2 separate regions of the Homo sapiens genome follow, and region 1 is linked to region 2. Evidence: chromatin contacts called from ENCODE Hi-C or POLR2A ChIA-PET data. All regions are on one chromosome and are shown on one strand. Each heading gives the region's core, a stretch centred on a gene start or an enhancer-like site at or near the end of the contact. The rest is flanking DNA. Distances are from core to core; before and after follow the strand shown. Region 1 has its middle 140 kb from the start of TFAP2C. Region 2 holds the start of TFAP2C (transcription factor AP-2 gamma).

Region 1 (4,232 bases), core at 131-2,630, 140 kb after region 2:
ACTTGGGAGGCTGAGGCAGGAGAATGGTGTGAACCTAGGAGGCGGAGCTTGCAGTGAGCCGAGATCTCGCCACTGCACTCCAGCTTGAGAACAGAGAGAGACTCCGTATCAAAAGAAAAAAGAAAAAAAAAAGACCAAAAGATAAAGAAACAATGATCATTTTATTTATTATGATTATGATTATAAGACAGGGTCTTGTTCTGTTGCCTAGGCTGGGGTGCAGTGTTGTGATCATTGCTCACTGCAACCTCCATCTCATAGGCTCAAGCAATCTTCCTACTTCAGCGTCCTGAGTAGCTGAGACTACCGATGCACAAACCATGCCCAGATAATTTTTTACTTTTTTGTAGAGACAGGGTCTTACCATGTTGCCCAGGCTAGCCTTGAACGCCTGGCCTCAAGCAATCCTCCCACCTCAGCCTTCCAAAGTGCTGGGATTACAGGAGTGAGCCACCAGGCCCGGCCTGCGCCCAATTATTAACATGATCTTCTGTGCAAGGAAAAAAAAAAAAAGCCATCAAGTTTTTTTAACTCTTGAATATCAAACTTCTTCAAGTATCGTAATAAAAGTAAATAATAATAATAATTAAAAGAAAAACAATGAAAGAGAAAAGGGAAGGAAGAGAAAAGAACAGTGTGTCTGAGCATCACTGGAAGGAGATGCCGTGGATGCGGAATCCCTTCCAGGCCACGGAAAGCAGCAGGCTGAGCAGCTCAGGTCGGGGAGCGCATGCAAAGGCCCAGGGGTGGCAGAGAATGTGGTGTGTTTAAGGAACAGAGAGAAGCATGGCTCAGCCTGGTGGGTGGGGGAGAGTGGGACCAGACGGGCTTGGAATGGGCTGGATCTGGGACCAGGCAGGAAGATGAGGCAGGCAAAGTAGAGAATGGCAGACCCAGAGCGCGTCTGCCTCCTGGAGGCTGGCGGCTGCTCCTCAGCATGAACCAGTGCAGCTACGGGGCGTGTGGGCTCCGCGTGGTCAGATTTTCTACTTCATGACTGGGGCGGGGTGGGTGGGGGGCGGTGGTGGTGGAATCCCAATTGCTGCATGAAGTCTCATGTCTTTTAGACGCTGGCTTCACGTAGAAAGATGAAGATAGACTTTGCAGACTGAACGGGGACTGTGGGCTAGAATCAACTCAGGGGACATCAGTTGCAATGCTGAGACTTGCTCCAGGCCTCTGATCGAAGTGGACCACGGACTTGGTCATTATGGGATGGTTCTGGAGCTCACCAATGATCATCTTTCCGTCCATCCCCACCAGAGCTGGGCCAAGTCTTAGGAACAATCCTTTGCTTCTTGGTTTGTGAAGCTGGCCCAGGGACTTAATCCAAACAAGGGCACAGCCAGAAGGAAAAGGGCGTGTCTTCCTGAAAAAGACTTGAATAAAGGGATCCTATTCAAGGCCGGAAAAGGCCAGTGTTGAAGCGCGTGGCAGCCTGTCCAGGCAGGTCTGAGTGCGCAGTGACCTCTTACAGGAGGGGGCTGTGCTGCTTGAAAGTTCACCGCTCCTGCCCAGGAAGGAATCTCTTCAAGCAAAACCTGACACATTTGGTTGCAGTCTCTGCTTGGATGCTGCACAAATTGGTTACCCTTCCTTCGGGTATTATGAGAAGGGCCCTCCTGGGTACATCTGGTTCATCCCCTGCCTCCAGCATGGAGAGCTGAAACTCGGTCCAGAAGAAGAGGCTGCAACAGATGTATTGAAAAGCGTGCTCATTCATTTTCACTTAAGAAATGATTGATGTCTGACTGAGCTGCAGAAAGAATGGGAGGATTAGGCAAGACTTTTTGTTGTAAGGCTCAGGAAGTACACTCAAACTGGGTTGAACAAACAAAATAAGAACGGATTGGCTCATGTCACTGGAAAGTCAGTCCATGGGTACTAAAGTCCCTTGACTCTGATTTTTATGAAGACAGCTTCCTTCCCAGTCACCCGCAACTCTACACTCAGTTTCTAGCCAAGTAAACTCAGCAGACAGAGTATCCAGCCAAAAATCCCAGGGCTGACTCTTAGTGGTCCAGCTTGGTCATGTGCCCATTGGTGAACCAATCACTGTGACTCTGACTGTTTTGCCCTAATTCAAGATTCTGCCCCAAGCCAGGGGAGAGGGTCAAACCCTGTAGGACCACATGGACCAAAAGTAAGGGACGAATGGTTTCTCCAGAGCAAGTCAAACACCATTATTAGAAGCAGCAGGAATGGCTGTTGTCATGGCCACACAACTGGTAAAAAGCAGATTCCCTTGCTGTTGTTGTTTTTGAGGCAGGGTCTTGCTCTGTCTCCCAGGCTGGAGTGCAGTGGTGCAATCTCAGCTCACTGCAATCCACCTCACGGGTTCAAGTGATTCTTGTGCCTCAGCCTCCCAAGTAGCTGGGATTAGAGGCATGTGCCACCACGCCCGGCTAATTTTTTTTTTTTTTTTTTTTTTTTTTTTGGTAGAGACAGAGTTTCACCATGTTGGCCAGGCTGCGTATCCTGGTTTTGAGCCTAGGTCTGAATGAGAATAGACTCATGTTTTTAATTTGGGAGTTCGAGAATGGGTGGATCTAGGGATTTAAACAACATCCACGTGACCTGGCCTGCCTTTCTCTCTCTCTCTCCCCTGCCTCCCCATTACTCCTCTCTGCTTTCTACTGGTTGGTTACTTCCTCAGGCACTTTTTTTCCCCCTCTGTGGCAGCCACGAGCAGTTCAGGATTTATGACTACCAGTTTAGCAACCTCAGTGGAAAGAAATTTGTCGTTTCCAAAATAGCAAAAAAACAACAAAACAAAACAAAAAATAACCCAGGGCTGATTCTCATTGGGCTGACTTTGGCCACATGTCCATCCCTGAACCAATCACTGTGACCTGTGGTGGAATACACTGACTGGCTGTGCTTATGCCATGTGCCAGCCCTGGAGCAGGGACTTAATTCCTACCCGAATAGATGCACAGGAGGATGAGGATGGAGTGGCTTCCCTAAGGCAGATTGAGATGCTGTTCCGAGAGGAGGGAGATGCAGACCATCTGAAATTACAGACATCCTCTTTGGAGAGGGGTGAGCACGCACTGGTGGGGCCCCAGCCCTTCAGAGCACTGGAACGCCATGCTTGGCAGCCGGGCTTGGTTGGCAGAGCTGCAGCTCGGGAGTCAGGACCTTAGACTGTCAACCACAGAGATTTATCCAGTGCCTGTTACGGGCCTTATGCAGGAAATTCCGTAACCCCAAAGTCTTCTGGATGTTTAATTTGGCAGAACTGGAGTTTCCAGGAGCAAGTGTGTTTGACAGAGAATGGGGACCGTCCCTCAGGAGACACTGGTACCCGGCATGGCAGGAAAAGAGTTTTACAGCTCTGCTGTGTTTCATAAGGTTTAAGAAGAGTAACGCATTAGCCGGGTGTGGTGGAGTACGCCTGTAGTCCCAGCTACTCGGGAGGCAGAAGAATTGCTTGAACCCAGGAGGCGGAGGTGTAGTGAGCTGAGATTGTGCCACTGCATTCCAGTCTGGGTGACAGAGCGAGACTCCGTCTCAAAAACAAACAAAAAACAACAACAACAACAACAAAAAAGAGTATTTCTTGCTGGGTGCAGTGGCTCACGCTTATAGTCCCAGCACTTTGGGAGGCCGAGGCAGGTGGATCACTTGAGGTCGGGAGTTGGAGACCAGCCTGGCTGACATGGTGAAACCTCGTCTCTACTAAAAATACAAAAATTAGCTGGGCGTGGTGGTGGGCACCTGTAAGCTACTCAGGAGGCTGAGGTAGGAGAATCACTTAAACCTGGGAGGTGGAGGTGGCAGTGAGCCGAGATCGCACCACAGCACTCCAGCCTGGGTGATAGAATGAGACTCCATCTCAAAAAAAAAAAAAAAGAAAAAGAAAACAAAAGTAATACTTTCTATTTGCACATCACTTGGTGTTTTTAAAAGCTGTTGAAATTTGGGAACTCAGAGGAGCCTCATAACAGTCTGTGGGTACCAGAGCCTGGAAGATCAGCCCCATTTACAGAGGGGGACACTGAGAGGGTATGTGATGAGGTGCAGGTTATTGGGAGACCTAGGCTGGGAACCTGCTCACCTGCCCCTTAGCGGCACCCACTTTTCCTATCTAACCTCAGCATGAGCCCTGGACGCAGAGAGCCTGAGTGAACTGCCAGTGCAAGCTCCTCCTTAGCTGTGTGATATTGGGCTCTCTGCCTTGGTTGCCTATTCTGTGAAATGAGTCAACGGGGGCACCTACATAGTGGGAT
Region 2 (3,968 bases), core at 582-3,081:
CTAGAAGGCCCAGAATGTCGGACAGCCCAGCGGCACCCGTCAGGGAGTCCCAGGCGCCCGAAAGAGGCGCCGCACCTCTGGCGAGTCTAGGACCCATCTTCCTGGACCTGTGCTCTGGAGTGCCTGCGGGCCTGGGTCTAATTTCTGCTTCTGGCAGGTGTCCCCCTCCCCCGCCGCTAATACCAGGAGCGCTGCTTCTGCGGTAACTTATTTTACCCCCAGAAGCCTGTTTTGGGACCGAAGTGTCAGGGTCCTGTGTGTCTTTTTATGCACTGTTCTCCTTAGTGCAAAGCCCTGCAGATATGCTTGGCCGAAAAGTCTCAGTGGTTTCAACTTCCAGATTTTGTTCCCGCGTCCGGTCGGAAAATCACCTGGGATTTGGCTGCTGTCTAAGGCCGGGGGAAAGTTTCCCTTGGAGGACGCCTATTATTATTATTTTCTTTTAGGCCCACCTGGGTCTAAATAAATGCTAAAGTTCAAACGAACCCGAGAAGGAACAGCGAGGCAGTGGATGCCGCCATTCCGTGGATGGGAGAGTCATGTCTACTGCAGGTGCGGACACCGTACTGATAGGCATTGATTATTGCAAAATCGTATTCAGTATCAAATAGAAATAGTCTTGTCCTCTAATCCCCACAGAATGTTTAAATCCAGCCCAGGGAGCCAGTTGGGGCGTCCCAACAAATACGCCCTCGAGAATTAGCGATGTTCCCCTTACAATGAAAGTCAATTGCTGCATAATAACTGGGCCAAAGAATTTCGTTAGTTTAAATTTTAAAAATTAGTATTGCACTTTGCTTTCAAGTTTGGGTGGCAAGTACCGAAGGGGAGAGGGAAGCAGCGTTTGTGTGGAAGGAAGTTTCGTTTTCTGTCTAAACATGTGGGACCTGGGTGTCTACCTCTCCAGTCGAGAGCTCTCTGCAGGCTCTCTCCCAACTTCCTGCACCTCCTCACCCTCACCTTACCCGTGGCGCTCGGGTTTTATTCCTGCCCGGCGCTTCTTTCCCAGGGCGAGTAGAGGCTTCTGAGTGACCGGCCCGCCAGAGGCAGCTGCAGAGCCGGCGTTCCGCAGGGCAGGGCAGGGCCGGGCCGCTGGGCTGGTCCAGTGCGCGCGGGTTCCCCCTGGCCTCAGCCAGCCGCGGGAGATGCCACTTCGGGCGACAGCGGCGAGACGCCGCTGTCCGCAACTCCTGGGCGGGTAGGACCGTCTGCTGCCTCTGCGGCCCTTGGGGCAGACTCCCCAGGAGTCCCTTCCTCTCTCCTCCCGCCCGGGGGCCGGGACCGCGCTGTGCCCACGGAGGGAACTGGGCGTCTCTGGCGCACTGGGGCTCCAGCTGCATGATCCCAGCTCAGACCTTAAGCCTCAGTGGGGTGTAGGTGGGATGGGATGTGTTTTTAGGAGATGAGGAGACCCCGGTTGTTGAGTCGCTCCCCAAATGCGCAGTTTCTTAACTCCAGGTGACATCCGTCTTTTGGAGGAACGAGTGAAGGCCGTTTAGGCGAAAGAGGGGTGGGTTTCAGTATTTGGATCCCTTCCCCCAGCTCTGCCAATCTCAGGTGTGTTTACGGTGGAGGTGACAGAAGGAAGGCGCGTCGGGGGACCCAGGCCTCGCAGGTCTTCGGCTGTCAACGAGGCACCGCCCACTGACTCCGCGCTTCGTCCCTCACAGCGTGGGGCTCGGCGCTGCGCCAGGCCCGGGTGCGGGGCGGAGCTAGGCTGGGACTGGCTGGGGGCCGCCCCGCCCGGCGCCTGGGCCTCCGCGCCGGCCCCCGGGGAGGAGTTATGATAATTTCCTTCTCATTAAGGCGCTCGGGTCCCCCGGCTATCGCCAGGACACACTGTTCGGGCGCGGCTTTCCCCGTCCGCGGAGCGGTCTTGACACTCGCGGCGGCAGCATCTACGCTCGCAGAGCCGCCGATGCGTGTCCAGTGACCCGGACAGCAAGGCCCGCGCGCGGCGGGGGCGGCGGCAGACGCCTGGTCACCGTGACCCCGATTTTGGATTTACCGCTTGGGGGCTGGGGGGATCCTGGATTTAACTGGCGACTGTTTTGGGGGACGCCGGACGCCATGTTGTGGAAAATAACCGATAATGTCAAGTACGAAGAGGACTGCGAGGTGAGCTGGGGCTCCGGGGTGCAGCCCCGCCCCGCCGAGGACAGTCCGGGAGGCAGGGGCCACTGGACCGAGGTCGGGGACGAGGGCATAGGAGCCCTGGCCTCTCGGTGGGACGGGATCCACTTCTCCGGACACCCCTTAGTCCATTTCTGCGGGGCCCCTTTCCTGTATAGGGCCTTTTCCTAAATAGCCTCCCCTCGGGAACGAGGCCTGGAAAGAGAATGGCAAATCCCACCCACACAGCTTACCGGGCGCTTTCCTAAGCGGCAAACAGCCCTGCTTCCCGTTTTCTCGGAAAAGTGCCCCGTCTGCAACCCTCAGACGTGGCTTTTACGCACGAAGTCTCTGTCCAAAGGGGTCAGATGAGGCTACCTGCTAGCGACACCTTGGCGGACACTCCTCCAAGGCCGGCTTGTCACCTGCCCCGCTACCTCCTCGGGGAAGCACGAAAACAACCGAAGTTTGGCTTTCAAAAGAAGTGGGGGCTGGGGAGTGGTGGTGGGGGTGCCCGAGGCCAGATGGGGCCGTAAGAGCTCGCGAGTGCTCCAGCCTGTCGGACAGGTTGAGCTAGAGTTTCGGAGAGTGGGAGGGAAGAAGGAGGCGGCGAGCGGGAAGAGGAAGAAGACGCAGGCAGCGCTAGGCGAGCTCAGGGGCGCCGGGAGCGCGGAGCTCGGGCTACGGACTCGCGGGAGTTCACTGCGCCTCCGGGCCCTGGAGGGCTGCCCCTGCCCGCAGGCCCGGGCGCTTCCGCCAGGAGGCGACAGCGCCATGTTCCTCCAGGTTCCCGGCGCCCCGAGACCCCTGGGCAGATGGGGACGCATCCTTTAGAAACTGAGTCGGGCCGCCCAGGGGCGAGGGAACGTGCGCGGGCAAGGCTGCCCAATTTCCAGGGTTCTTCATGCCCCCTCTGCGCCCCGACGTGCGAGAACACTGCCCTTGGCAGTGCAGGGCGCCCCCACTTATTACTCCCCTCGGCTGGGCCCGGCCAGCAGGGAGGGCCGCCCTGTGCGCGCGCTCCCTCTTCACTTCCCAGGGCGGCGCAGGGTGGCGGGCCCTGCTTTCCGAGCGCCGCCCGCTCGGAGGTCTTTGTCCCGAGGGCGTGGAAGGGAGGGTCCCGGGGGCGGGGGAGGTGCGCATTTCCCGCGCCGCGCACTCTATCCGCGCCTGCCGCGCTGCCACCTCCAGCAGTCCCTGCGTCATGGGCGGGCTCCACGAGATAGCTCTGCACCGGGCGTCCGGCTCCTTCGCCCCGGGCTCTGGCTCCTTCGCCCCGGGCTCCGGCCACGGACTTTTCTGGCCCAAGACCCAGGGTTCGGACTTGGCGCCTCCAAGCGCCTCGGGCTTGGGAGCAGCGCCTAGACCTTCGCCGCCGGGCTTTGAGAACTCGTTCCCCCAGGTCTTTCACCAGACTCTCCTCCCTCCCCGCACTCTTTGCTTACAACGAAATCCTCGGGGCGCATTGCCCCCGGGTACCTTCCGACCCTGGGCAAGCCCCGCCGGGCGGGGTGCGGTTGGTCCCCCGGGGCCCTCTGCGTAGCCCGGCGATGCCGGCCAGTTCGCAGTAGCGGGGTTTCGCACTAACGGGGTCTCCTGTTTTTTTTTTTCCCTCCAGGATCGCCACGACGGGAGCAGCAATGGGAATCCGCGGGTCCCCCACCTCTCCTCCGCCGGGCAGCACCTCTACAGCCCCGCGCCACCCCTCTCCCACACTGGAGTCGCCGAATATCAGCCGCCACCCTACTTTCCCCCTCCCTACCAGCAGCTGGCCTACTCCCAGTCGGCCGACCCCTACTCGCATCTGGGGGAAGCGTACGCCGCCGCCATCAACCCCCTGCACCAGCCGGCGCCCA

What was found. Hi-C counts contacts between places; a loop is a spot of excess contacts on that map. ChIA-PET counts read pairs that join two places held with the same protein, here RNA polymerase II (POLR2A). Pooled maps may share reads with other maps.
Region 1: a loop to region 2 is called in a map of mammary epithelial cell, with 6 times the contacts of the local background. The contact joins the enhancer-like site here to the promoter of TFAP2C in region 2. A Hi-C loop is called at or near these places in 2 of 168 maps with a recorded cell type or tissue (Caco-2 and mammary epithelial cell) and 1 of 50 pooled maps. POLR2A ChIA-PET finds 5 or more read pairs at or near these places in 3 of 52 experiments (H1, MCF 10A and WTC11).

What each region holds. Positions count from the first base shown.
Region 1 is chr20:56,763,956-56,768,187 of GRCh38, forward strand. No RefSeq gene overlaps it. Among named protein-coding and RNA genes, the nearest start is that of TFAP2C, 140 kb to the left of the region's middle. Within about 2 kb of position 1,381, at least 2 of the 41 ENCODE cell types and tissues checked have a DNase peak (open chromatin) inside an H3K27ac peak, as active enhancers do; they include mammary epithelial cell, where a contact is called at or near this core.
Region 2 is chr20:56,627,475-56,631,442 of GRCh38, forward strand. TFAP2C (transcription factor AP-2 gamma) reads left to right here and starts at 1,832. Exons shown (of 7, transcript NM_003222.4): 1 at 1,832-2,118; 2 at 3,731-3,968. The coding sequence starts at 2,071. RefSeq lists an enhancer at 1-379 and silencers at 1,743-1,802, 1,859-2,153.